2 separate regions of the Homo sapiens genome follow, and region 1 is linked to region 2. A link is a loop called in an ENCODE intact Hi-C map of the cell type or tissue named here. Cell type or tissue: heart left ventricle. All regions are shown on one strand. Each heading gives the region's core, and the rest is flanking DNA. Links, peaks and the distances in the headings are about the cores only.

What was found. A loop is a pair of places that touch in the nucleus more often than their neighbours do. Peaks named below come from ENCODE experiments on the same cell type or tissue, not always from the same donor. Only the 100,000 strongest peaks of a DNase experiment are listed, where the experiment ranks them.
Region 1: a loop joins it to region 2, with 2.7 times the contacts of the local background. A loop is called at or near these places in 26 of 110 quality-filtered maps.

Annotation. Positions count from the first base shown.
Region 1 is chr9:36,310,660-36,319,118 of GRCh38, reverse strand. LOC102724322 (a long non-coding RNA gene) reads right to left here. Exons shown (of 5, transcript XR_001746660.2): 4 at 2,327-2,402; 5 at 654-1,322. Among named protein-coding and RNA genes, the nearest start is that of GNE, 56 kb to the right of the region's middle. In heart left ventricle, for the core only: no CTCF peak of the experiment used is centred there; no DNase peak of the experiment used is centred there.
Region 2 is chr9:36,100,388-36,105,387 of GRCh38, reverse strand. RECK (reversion inducing cysteine rich protein with kazal motifs) reads right to left here. Exons shown (of 21, transcript NM_021111.3): 11 at 4,845-5,000; 12 at 3,158-3,294; 13 at 105-245. Among named protein-coding and RNA genes, the nearest start is that of GLIPR2, 34 kb to the left of the region's middle. RefSeq lists an enhancer at 2,589-3,089. In heart left ventricle, for the core only: CTCF peaks have their summits at 1,997 and 2,200 (motif pointing left); a DNase peak (open chromatin) is centred at 2,187; H3K27ac peaks cover 365 bases.

The DNA of each region.
Region 1 (8,459 bases), core at 1,845-6,844, 210 kb before region 2:
CAGTAGCCGCTATGGTGTGCTTTAAGTAACACCACACACCTGCACAGCTGAGGTGCGCCGCACCTCCCCCTCACTATACTCCTTCATTCCAGATTGAAATGTGCACCATGCTCAGGCAAAAACAAACAAACAAACAAACAAACCAGGCTTTTCTCACAAAATCAAATCAGAAGGTAAGATGTGTGTGGCAGAAACAAGTTTCTTAACTTCCCGAAACCTTATTTTCCTCATGTGGAAAGTGAGTTGAAGAGCTCCTGCCTCATGGCATCGCGGGGGATCTAATGAAACGATGTGGTGCAGCTGGTGCCTCATAACTGGCAGCTGTGGTTTGTTTCTCCCAAAACCCGCCACTCTGGCCCCCAGCCATTCAGGAGCTGTTTTAGGTGGCATTCATTTGGGTGGTGGGGAGCAATGGAACTTTTTCTTTTTTCTGAGACGGGGTCTTGCTGTCGCCCAGGCTGGAGTGCAGTGACGCAATCTCATCTCACTGTAACCTCCTGCTCCCTGTAACCTCTGCCTCCCAGGCTCAAACGATCCTCCCACCTCAGCCTCTCAAGTAGCTGGGACTAGGTGCACACCACCACGCCCAGCTAATATTTGTATTTTTTGGAGGGACGGGGTTTCGCCATCTTGCCCAGTCTGGACTCGAACTTTTGGGCTCAAGCAATCCTCCTGTCTCAGCCTCCCACAGTGCTGGGATTACAGGTGTGAACCACCACGCCCCGTCCCAACGGAACTTTTTCTTCCTCATCCAACAACGTATATATTTGCTCTTCAGTGAGTAAACAGTTGTCCTTTTTTTTTTTTTTTTTAGCAGCACTGGATTCTAGGAAAAATGAAAAATGAAGTGCATGCTTCACTTACTATGCCCCTGTGTAATAAACATCAGCTTTACCGAAGAAGAAACCTGAGGCTGTGTCCACACTGCAGTTATCTTCCTACACTCTCCATTTCTCCTTATTCTACAGATTGGCTGGGGGAAACTGAAGGATATATTCCTGGTGCAGTAAACCTGATGGTCAAACCTTCCCGGAGCTCCAGGGCAGCCAGCTGCTAGGAAGCCTCTCCCCTCTGGCCCACACCCTTCCTGTTGGCTCCTGGCCACACCAACCCATCACCTGGGAGGATGCTGGAGAAACGGGGTTGCCCCAAGAGTCCACGTGTCCTTGACGCATGGCCAGACTCAACAATGGGCTTCTTAATGAAACTGGGAAACTGCAGAGTTCAAGTGGGGGTTGGGTGCTGAACCGTGGCTCATTCCCTCAGGGATCAAATATCAGCAGAGTCATCAGGTAAAGGCCACCAAGTTCACCTTCACCTTCCTGAGGAAAAGACGTTTGGGGTCTCAGCTTTCTTCAGCAGGCAGGGCAGCTCTCCAGCACATGATAGAAGCAGGCTGCGAGTTAGATGGCAGACAGAGGCCGGACACGGTGGCTCACGCCTGTCATCCTAGCACTTTGGGATTATAGGCCAAAGGATCGCTTGAGGCCAGGAGTTTGAGACCAGCCTAGGCAACACAGTGAGATCCCAGCCTCTGTAAAAAATTAGCTCTGCGAGGCCAGGCGCAGTAGCTCACGCCTGTAATCCCAGCACTTTGGGAGGCCCAGGTGGGTGGATCACCTGAGGTCAGGAGTTCGAGACCAGCCTGACCAACATGGAGAAACCCCATCTCTACTAAAAATACAAAATAAGCTGGCCATGGTGGCACATGCGTGTAATCCCAGCTACTCAGGCTGAGGCAGGAGAATTGCTTGAACCCGGAAAGCAGAGGTTGCAGTTAGCCGAGATGGCACCATTGCACCCCAGCCTGGGCAACAAGAGGGAAACTCCATCTCAAAAAAAAAAAAACAAAAAACCGGAGCTCTGCGTGGTGGTGCATGCCTGTAGTCCCAGCTACTCAGGAGGCTGAGGTGGGAGGATCACTTGCAAAGCCGAGTTCCAGGCTGCATTGAGCTGTGATTGCACCACTGCACTCCAGCCTGGGCAACAGAGAGAGACACCGTCTCTTCAAAAAAGCTGACATCTGCTGAGTCTGTCAGGGGCTCGCAGATGTGGGTGGAGGGGGCTCAGATTCCCTGTGCCTGGGTGCTGGGGCCGGAGTGGGAGTATTAGCCATGGCCTTTTGTTCTCAATATCTCCATGGCATTCTACCCATTCCTCTCCACAGCTCCATCCTGTTCTCTAAGTTGGCCCTTGATCAACTTTAGACAGCAACAGACATGAGCAACAAAGGGCTGTGTGTCTTCTGAAGCGGATATTGAACCGGACCTTCACACAGCTGTGCTTTCAGAGCCTGCCCCTGCCAGCTGCCCTCCTCAGTTCTCACCCTTGTGTGCCGTGCTCCCGTCTTCGGCAGCCTGGGGAGGTGGATGGACGGATTCTTGGAGTCATGTTCTTCATGCCTAAAACAAGCACAAAGGACTCCAGACAGAACCTGCTGTATTGAAATACAGTTATCAAAATGTAAACAAACTCAGGCAAGATAAAGGCTACTTTATTAATGCATTGCATGATAAGATCTGGCAGTCGCTCTAATAACAACGATGATTTTGAAGAAGTGATGAATATAAGAAATTTCAAGGTATCTGCAACAAACGCAGTGGGAAGTGAAAATATTTCAGATTCAAATTGCGCCAGACTTGCAGGTGCCTCTGATACACCCTACTTTGTTGCATACATTAACTGAAGGAATAGCTAAAGTTTAGTTAGGGGTTAATGAAAATAAGTGTGTAATTTTTTCTTTACTGAATGTACAGCCCTCTCTGTTCTGTCTGTGGGCCCCTGACTTCCAGTGTCCAGGTCAGCTCAGCTACTGCCTGCAGTACAATGTTCTCTTTGCCTGGAAGCCATCATTTACTGGCTGGTAGGGCTGCTCTGGGCCCTGCAGCTGGGGTCCCATTTTATTCCCTCACCTCTCTACCTTTCTCCCTCTGTCTCTCTCCCTCCCCCTCTCCCTCTCCCCTTCCCCTCTTCCCCCTCCTTCTCCTCCCTCTCTCCTCCCTCTGTCTCTCTCCCTCCTTCCCACCCCTCCTTTGGCTCCTCCTGGGGGCTACTCACTTAGGGCTGAGATTTAAACATTTTCAGATTTAGAGTAAGTTGGGAAGAAGCAGGAATTAGATATGACTCTCCCAGCCGGTAGACAGGTAGGTGGTCAGACTTCAAACCTACGTCTGTCTGTTTCCAAAAATCCTGTCTTCCCAGCAGGTCTGGGACTTCCCTGCTCATCAATGTGTATTTCTCCCAGAAAGCCAGGGATTTTCCTTGCCTCCAGAAAGCCAATGACTGTCCTTGCCTCAGTCTGGCTCTAGAGAGGGCTCACCTAAACAAAGGACAGCCTTCGGCCTAGGGAAGGGGGACTTCCAAACGCTGCCAGGTACACAGATGCCTTGGCCATGCCTGTCTGTTCTTCATAGGACTCTGCCCTTGTGCCCTCCACCGGGAAGGGGTTTCAGAACATCATTTGGCAAAGACTGAATAATGCCTGCCCCCATCACAGACCCTGTTAAAACTGGAAAAAAAGACCCAAACCAAAACTTCACCTTGCCCAGGCCAGGCACTTGTTTATATTTGTTGTCTCTGTGTCCTACAAACATTAACCAGAAAGCCTCTTTGACCAGACGCAGGGGAAATGGAGGTTGTGCTATCTCCTGCACATGGAGCTCTGAGGCCGAACAAGGGCTTACCCACAAAAGTCAGATGTCTGCTGCTGCTTTCTTAGCAACAGATTTAGAAACCTATTCATCAGACAGACTTCTCCTGAGTGGCTCATCCACATCCCCCCCTCCCCTCACACTTCTGACCCCCCACTCTGCCCACACCCTTGTCACCCTGCTTCAGTTCATTGAGGGAATCAGGATGGCCTCAGGCATTTCATTCATTCATTGATTCACCTATTCATCAAAGCCTTGTTGAGTATCTCGGTATGTGCATGACCCAGCATTATGTGGGCTTTACCAACTTCAGCTCACAACCATTGGATTAAATTCTCTTTTAAAATGGTCTTAAAGCTGTGTTCTTACATGCTTTTTATTTTTTCTAAAAACACTTTTAAAAAGAAAGTAGCTTATATCAGAAAGCAATTTATAGATTAGGCACAGTGGCTCACACTTGTAATCCCAGCACTTTGGGAGGCTGAGGTGGGAGGATCACACAAGCTCAGGAGTTTGAGGCCAGCCTAGGCAACACAGTGAGATCCCATCTCTACAAAAAATCAAATATTAGCCAGTAATGATGGCATGTGCCTGTGGCCACAGCTGTGTGGGAGACTGAGGTGGAAGGATCGCTTGAGCCCAGCAGGTCAAGGCTGCAATGAGCTATGATTTCACCCGTGCACTCCAGCCTGGGTGACAGAGCTAGACCCTGTCTCAAAAAAAAAAAAAAAAAAAAAAAAAGCCTATGGATTATGGCTGGTTGTTATAGAAGAGATAGAGTTTTAGTTCTGATCTTAAGGACTAAAGATAGAACTCTTTCTTCCCTCCTGTGGTAGCCAGGGGCCACTGGACAGCCACAGTTTGGAAACTCCCAATCTATTTTCTTGGGCCTGTCCTGCGTAAACCCTTGGTTCCAGGAGTTCTAGTAACAGGAAGCTGTCCCTGCTTCAGCCTTGAAAATCTTTGCTATTCTTTGAGGCCCACTGGATGCCAGATGTCTTCTGGGAGGCCTTGCTTGCTCACAGTGAATTCTCTCTCCTCTATTTGGATATGCCATTGTCTATGCTTTTTATCTGGTGATGGCCACATAAGTTTTGTGACATCTCTTGCATTCTTGCCTTGTATGCATTTAATGTTTAAAAAACTTTTTTTAAAGCTTTTTATTTTGAGAGACAAGACCTCACTATATTGTCCAGGCTTGACTCGAACTCCTCAGCTCATTCCTCCCACCTCAGCCTCCCAAGTAGCTGGGACCTCAGGTGGGCGCCACTGCGCCCAGCAATGTTGCTATGTTACTTATACCGCAGCCATGCCTAGCTCTTCTCTCCAAGTCCTCAAAGCGCTTCTTCATATTGTCTCTTTCATCTGAAACTTTTCTTCCCCCAGTTAATCCAATCCATAGAATATAACCCTTTCTTCATACAAGTGTATGAAAATATAACCATTTATTCAGTGCGAGTGCATACTTGATGTCAGGTCTTGTTCTTGACGTGAGGGTCAGGGAGACATTTGTGTTTTTTTTTTTTTTTTTTTTTTTTTGAGACAAAGTTTCACTCTGTTGCCCAGGCTGGAGTGCAGTGGCGTGATCTCGGCTCACTACAACCTCCGCCTCCCCGGTTCAAATGATGCTCCTGCCTCAGCCTCCCGAGTACCAGGGATTACAGGCACCCACCACCACGCCCAGCTAATTTTTGTATTTTTAGTAGAGACGGGGTTTCACCCTGTTGGTCAGGCTGGTCTTGAACTCCTGAGCTCAAGTGATCCACCCACCTCAGCCTCCCAAAGTGCTGGGATTACAGGCGTGAGCCACTGCGCCCAGCCGACACTTCTGTCTTGAAAGCGGTCATCCTGCTTGGAGTTCCCCACTCCACTTGTCCTGTTCATGCAGTGCCATTTTAATCCTCTCCAAAAATGTTTCTGTTCCAAAACTTTCGTTTTAAAAATTGAGAAATAATTCACATACCATAACATTCACCCGTTTAAAGTATACAATTCAGTGTTTTTTATTTATTGGCAAAGTTGTGTAACCATTACCACTATCTAATTCCAGATCACTTTCATCACCCCCAAAAGAAACCCCATACCCATTATCAGTCCCTCCCTTTTCCACCTCCCTCCAGCCCCTGGCAAACACCAATCCACCCTCTGTCTCTATAGATTTGCCTGTCCTGGACATTCCATATAAACAGAATCATACAATATGTGACTTTTGCGTTCGCTCCTCTCACTTAGCATGTTAATGTCAAGGTTCATCCACATTGGGGCATGTGTCAGGACTTCATTCCTTTTTATTGCTGAGTAATATTCCATGATAAGAATATACTGTGCCACATTTTGTTTATTCTACAGCTGATGGACTTTTAGGTTTATTATTCTTTTGACTATTATGAATGATGCTCCTATAAATAGTCATATCCTAGTTTTTGTGTGGATGTCAGTCTTCATTTCTCTTGGATCTCTACCTAGGTATAGAATTCCTGGGTCATAGGATAACTATGTTTAACCTTTTGAGGAAGTGCCTGTTTTCACAGCTGCTGCCCCATATTGCACCCCACTAGCAATGTATGGGGGTTTCAGTTTCTCCACATTCTTTCCAAAACTTGTCATTTTTCCACATTTTTGATCAGAGCCATTTTAGGGGGTGTGCAGTGGTATCTCATTGTAGGTTTTTTTTTTGTTGTTATTTTTGTTTGTTTGTCTTTTGAGATGAAATCTCACTCTGTTGCCCAAGCTGGAGTGCGGTAGCATGATCTCAGCTCACGGCAACCTCCACCTCCCGGGTTCAAGCGATTATCCTGCCTCAGCCTCCTGAGTAGCTGGGATCACAGGCATGCGCCACAACACCTGGCTAATTTTTGTATTTTTAGTAGAGGCAGGGTTTCACCATGCTGGCCAGGCTGGTCTCGAACTCCTGACTTCAGGTGATCCACCCACCTCAGCCTCCCAAAGTGCTGGGATTACAGATGTGAGCCACTGCGCCTGACCACTCATGGGCTATGTTTTTACTTTTTTAAAGTAACGGCTTCCTTGAGATATAATTCACATACCATACAATTCGTCCATTTAAAATGCACAAATTAGAGTCTGTAGTTGAAGCTCTTGAGGAGGCTAAGGCAGGAGGTTTGCTTGGGCCCAGGAGTTTGAGTCCAGCCTGGGCAAAATAGAGAGATCGCATCTCTGTAATTTTTTTAAATTATGTGTACAATTTAATGATGTTTAGTGTATTCATAGATAGTGCAACCATCACCACAGTCAATTTTAGAATATTTTTATCACCTCATTAAGAAATCACCACAGTTGTGGTGGCTCACACCTGTAATCCCAGCACTTTGGGAGGCCGAGGCAGGCGGATCACTTGAGACCAGGAGTTTGAGACCGGCCTGGCCAACATGGTGAAACCCTGTCTCTACTAAAAAATACAAAAATCAGCCAGGCGTGGTGGCTCACGTCTGTAATCCCAGTTACTCAGGAGGCTGAGACAGGAGAATTGTTCAAACCCGGGAGGCGGAGGTTGCCGTGGGCCGAGATTGCACCACTGCGCTCCAGCCTGGATGACAGAGCGAGACTCTGTCTCAAAAATAATACATACATACAAACATAAATACATAAATGAAAGAGGCCGGGTGAGGTGGCTCACACCTGTAATCCCAGCACTTTGGGAGGCTGAGGCTGGCAGATCATGAGGTCAGGAGATCGAGATCATCCTGGCTAACACGGTGAAACCCCGTCTCTACTAAATATACAAAAATTAGCCAGGTGTGGTGGTGGGCACCTGTAGTCCCAGCTACTCAGGAGGCTGAGGCAGGAGAATCGCTTGAACCTGGGAGGTGGAGGTTGCAGTGAGCAGAGATCGCGCCACTGCACTCCAGCCTGGGAGACAAAGCGAGACTCCGTCTCAAAAAAAAAAAAAAGAAAGAAAGAAAGGAAGGAAGGAAGAAAAGAAAGAAAGAGAGAGAGAAAGAAAGAAAGGAAGGAAGAAAAGAAAGAGAGAAAGAAAGAAAGAAAGAAAGAAAAAGAAAGAAAGAAAAGAAAAGAAAGAAAGAAAGAAACTCTGCTTACTTTTAATAGTGGATAGAACAACTAGGCAGAAGATCAACAAGGAAATAGAAGACTTAATACTATAAAGTGGCCAGGTGCAGTGGCTTACGCCTGTAATCCCAGAATCTTGGGAGGCCAAGGCGGGTGGATCACCTGACGTCAGGAGTTCTAGACCATCCTGGCCAACATGGTGAAACCCTGTCTCTACTAAAAGTACAAAAATTAGCTGGTTGTGGTGGCATGTGCCTGTCATCCCAGCTATTCAGAGGGGCCAAGACAGGAGAGTCGCTTGAACCCGGGAGGCAGAAGTTGCAGTGAGCTGAGATCGCCATCGCACTCCAGCCTGGGGGAAAAGAGCGAGACTTCGTCTCAAAAAAAAAGAAAACAAAAAACAAAAAACAAAACCCAAAAAACTATAAAGCAACTAGACCTAACAGACATCTCTAGAATACTCTACCCAGCAATAGCAGAAATAGCAGAATATATATTCTTCTCAAATACACATAGACGATTCTTTAAGATAGACCATATGGTAGGCCATTGAACAAATGTTAATACATTTAAAAGGATAAAAACAATGTAAAGCATGTTTTCTGACCACAATGGAATGAAATGAGAAATCAATAACAAAGAAACTTGGGAAACATACATCTGTGGAAATGTGCATGAAAATCTCCAACTATCATTATTCAATTTCTGTTTCTCCCCTCCATTCTGTTCATTTTTGCTTTATGTATTTGGGTGCAAAATACCATACCATACATATATGTA
Region 2 (5,000 bases), core at 1-5,000:
CCTATATTACAGAAGGAGCAGGATTGAAAAAAAGAAAGATAGCTCCTATAAAGAAACACTAGCAGCACCTATCCATCCTCTTCTCACACCCACCTACCTCTTACCTTGAACACAAAAGTATGGAAGACAGGGATCTCCAGATGGACATCCTTTTCGGTTTACTTCACAGAGCTCATTGGCAGGGCAAGGATTTGGGTTACAGGGATGAGTCACTTCTTCTACAATGTTACCTAAAGTACTTGGCCCTGAAAAAACCAAAACAGATTAGTTTAACCAACCTAAAAGAGTAAGAGAAAACTGTAAATTATCTGAATTAATTATGGCTGGAATAAATGAAGAGCTCATGAGTGTAAAGTAAGGCCTGATTCTACCAAGCTATTAAAACACCGAGATTCTTTCATTTGTGAAATGATGAATTTCACATAAACATACATTCATTCTTTTTTTAAATTTATTGGGATCTACAATATTCCAGGCAAGGTTCTAGGTGCTGGAGATACAGTGATGAACAAAATAGACAAGTCTCTAACATAGAGTTTACATCTAGTAGAGAAACAGACAATAAATACACTATGTATGAGCTGGGCACAGTGGCTTACGCCTGTAATCCCAGCACTTTGGGAGGCTGAGGCGGGCGGATCACCGGAGGCCAGGAGTTTGAGACCAGCCTGGCCAACATGGTGAAACCCTGTTTCTACTAAAATATAAAAATTAGCTGGGCATGGTGGCAGGTGCCTGTAATCCTAGCTACTCAGGAGGCTGAGGCAGGAGAATTGCTTGAACCCGGGAGGCAGATGTTGCAGTGGGCCGAGATCACATCACTGCACTCCAGCTTGGGAGACAGAGTGCAACTCTTTCTCAAAAAAAAAAGCCCCCCCTCAAATTTAGCTGGGCGTGGTGGCATGTGCCAGCTACTCGGGAGGCTGAGGCAGGAGAATGGCCTGAACCTGGGAAGCAGAGGCTGCAATGAGCCGAGATTGCACTACTGCACTCCAGCCTGGGCAACAGAGTAAGATTCCATCTCAAAAAAAAAAAAAAAAAAAAAAAAAAAAAAAAAAAAATATATATATATATATATATATATATATATATATACACACACACACACACATGCTATGTATGTATATGTGTATCTATAAATAAATAATTAAGTCAGAAAATTGTAAGTAATAAGTAGTGTCAGGGGATAAAAAATGACAGGTATATTTTGGATAGGGTGGTCAAATAAGATGTCTAAGAAGGATAATTTAGCGTGTTTTATCATAAATGAGAATTTATTATGGTAATATGTATGGACTCCAAACCATGATTATATTTAACTTCGGAAATCATGGCCAAGGAAGAGTCTCACTTGATAGAAACCATGTGTGATATTTAAAGAGATATTTAATTTTCCTCCCATTGATATAGTTTCCTTCTACACAAATATTTGCCTGCTGTAATAGAATCTAGAATTATAAATACAATAAGTGTTGCTTACTTGATTTTAGGCCAGACTCATACTCTAAGACTAACAGAGGTATAAGGGCCCTTGGAGTTCATCTCATTTTGCCTAATTATTTCATAAATAGGGAAGCCGAGGCTCAAAGAAGTGATCTGCTCAAAGACACAAAGGTCTAAATTCCAGTCTAATGCTCTCTTTTTTGCTATATTGGTCACAAAGGTTAAGGGACACAGTTTGTTGGCCTTGAGAAAATATGGCGAATACTACCAGCTACAAATCTACCAGCTACAAATCTACCAGCTACAAATCCAGCACATACTTTTCTCTCCCTGATTACTAAAAGATCTCCAATTTTACTTAGGGCCGCAATGGGCCCAGAGCTTAAAAAATAACCTTTCTCAGTTTTCCTTACAACTAGGGATGGACAGTGTGACTAGGGAGAAGTTGTTTGCTCTGTCCCTTCCTTTTTACCTTCTGGAACTAGATTATGGTGGTTAGAACTCCAATAGCCATGTTGTGATGACAAAGTACATTAAGTAATCTTGATGACTGAAGCTAAATGCTAAGGATGGTGGGGAAAGATAAAAGGAGCCTGGATTCCTGATGATGAAGCCCTAGACTATTTGTTTCTGGGCTTTCTTTACTTCTATTTGTTCTGTTTTTTGTTAATCCTACCTAACACAGGAAAACAAAGGCTGACTTCACTGTCTACCTTTGTAGCCAGATCATGGCACAGATGCCCCCTGGTGGCAGCCTGAACACTTCCCTTAACTACTGGGTGTGTAGGAGTTCTACTTGTCATCCCCTGGTTTCCACCATGTATGGGTCTCACTGCCAAGAAGCTGAGCTCCAGCTCCAGGATCCCTCAATGAGATAGCAACACGCTCTTCTAGCTTTTGGCGGGAGTATTTGGCAGAGAAAAACTGAAGCAGTGAGATAAGTTCCATTTTTACATATTAAGCTAGACTATAATTTTTTTTTTTTTTTTTAGACAGAGTCTTGCTCTGTTGCCCAGCCTGGAGTACATTGGTGTAATCTTGGCTCACTGCAAGCTCTGCCTCCCAGGTTCACGCCATTCTCCTGCCTCGGCCTCCGGAGTAGCTGGGACTACAGGCGCCCGCCACCACGCCTGGCTGATTTTTTTGTATTTTTAGTAGAGACGGGGTCTCACCATGTCAGCCAGGATGGTCTCGATCCCCTGACCTCGTGATCCGCCTGCCTCAGCTTCTCAGAGTGCTGGGATTACAGGCTTGAGTCACCACGCCTGGCCTAGACTATCATTTTTTTATACCCTGTTGGGTGAGTAAGTCCAAGCCAATTCCTGGCTCTCATCCACTGACACTCTGATGACAAAAGGCTGATAGTCTCTGGGGGTAAATTCCACTTTCTAGTCATTATTATGGTAAGAAGACAGCAATGATATGGAGCTGGTTATCTGAGAATGCTGGCCCCCTGAGTCACTGCTTAGAATTCCTGACTGACCACAGTTGGTACCTCCTCAGACTGATAGAATCACTTCTGCTTACATATTTTAAAACAACAATTCTTTCCTGGGCCAAAAAGGCCAAGCAAACAAGAGTCTGTGATTGAGATGGTATCATTGAATCCCATGTTCTCAACAGATAAATGCTCATCCAAAACAAATAGTAAAACAAATAGTTGGAAGAGAGAAGTATTTGAAATCTAAAAACACACATACAAAAAAGTACTTACTGAGGTATGTATCCAAAGGTATACAATTCTTCAGATCATCTGTAGGTGACAGAAGCTCACAAATACTTTCAGCTGTGTGGTCTTCAGGGAATTTGTTCTGGTCTCCACATTTTTTAAGAATCTCCACACAATCTGATCTTGAAAAAAAAATGCACGTAAGTTTAGAGCTTGAGGAACCTCCTCATGTTGTCCAGTCAACATCACTTGTTTCTGAAGCTTTCCAGAAAGTAAGCTTTCATAACTTAACATGTTTCAAAAGAGAACAAGAGTCACAGGAGAGCTCAGGTTGAATAATAAATTGAAAGCACCCCTAACTTTCTGTTGTCTGAGACCAAAGCCCTTACTCAAATTGTACACTTCTTCGTACTGTTACTACCAGCAATGTGGCTTTTCAGTATCTTTGAAAGGAAATTAAATGAAGCTAGTCTGATTTACTCTCTGCAAAAATCATATATCCTCACTTCTAGGACCTTATGCTGGCTTGTTTGCTTGCTTGCCTCTTTTGCCTTCCCTTCCTTATCTAAGTCTCTTTTTAGTTATCAACATTAGCATCTGGCCTATAACAACTAGAAAGTCCACTACTTTAAAATGTTCTTGGTCTTCAATAGGGATTTGACTCCTACAAGTTTTCTGTGCTAAGAGTCTACATATTCCCCTCTTGTTGCCTCTTGCTTGTCACCTAATTGTTATACCTCAGTATTTCCCCATCAGGTTATCCCGAAGCCATGTCAGAGAATAGACTGGACTCTGTTTAAGGTTGAAATTATTAAGGTATCCAGCAGCACTGAGCCACATACCAACAGCTTAGGGGCTGGATATTAACTTGGTTTTGGAAAACTTTTGGAAAAAAAGATATGTGAAGAACAATGGGCAGATTACTATGTGTTAAATGCTTTTGGTTTCACCCACTATAGCAGCTCCTATCTTTACTTGATCCTTGATTTCCTAAGCAAAATAAGCTCCTTAAGAAGAGCAAAGTCGGCTGGGCGCAGTGGCTCAGGCCTGTAATCCCAGCACTTAGGGAGGCCGAGGCGGGTGGATCACCAGGTCAAGAGATTGAGGCCATCCTGGCCAACATGGTAAAACCCCATCTCTACTAAGAATACAAACATTAGCTGGGCGTGTAGTCCCAGCTACTCGGGAGGCTGAGGCAGGAGAATTGCTTGAACCTGGGAGGTGGAGGTTGCAGTGAGCTGAGGTCATGCCACTGCACTCCAGCCTGGCGACAGAGTGAGACTCCATCTCAAAAAAAAAACACAAAACAAAACAAAAAAAGAAGAAGAAGAGCAAAGTCTAACAGAATATAAGACAAGTCCATAAATTAACATATAAAAATAGAATTGTGCATCAGAGGTATTTAATAAATGTTTCATGAACTAAGTTCCATAAGAGAAGTACAAATAAAGGTCTATAGGAATCTGTAGTAAGGATAAATTACTTTCAGCTGGAGAAATCTGGGAAGACTACAGGAATGTCTGGTATTTCAGAGGAGACAAGGACAGCCAGTAGGTGGTGATGAGGGGAGCAGTATTTCAACTAGAGGAGGAAAAAGTGGGAAAGCATTTGACATACGGGGGTGATAGGCAAAGGAAGTGGTAAGAGAGAAAATTCTATGGAGAGGCTCTGGCTAGAGATCACGGAGGGTCTGAACTAAAGCTGGAGAATCGTTAGGATGAAAGAAACTTACTTGCAAATAATACTTCCCCGAGATTTACTATGACAAGGTTTAATCTGCAGTGAACAAGCTATTGCTTTCCACATCTCTGGCTGGCACTTTTTAATATCAAGAACAGGTATATTGATAAATGGCATCTTTATGCTTCCTTTCTCCCACAACTTCATG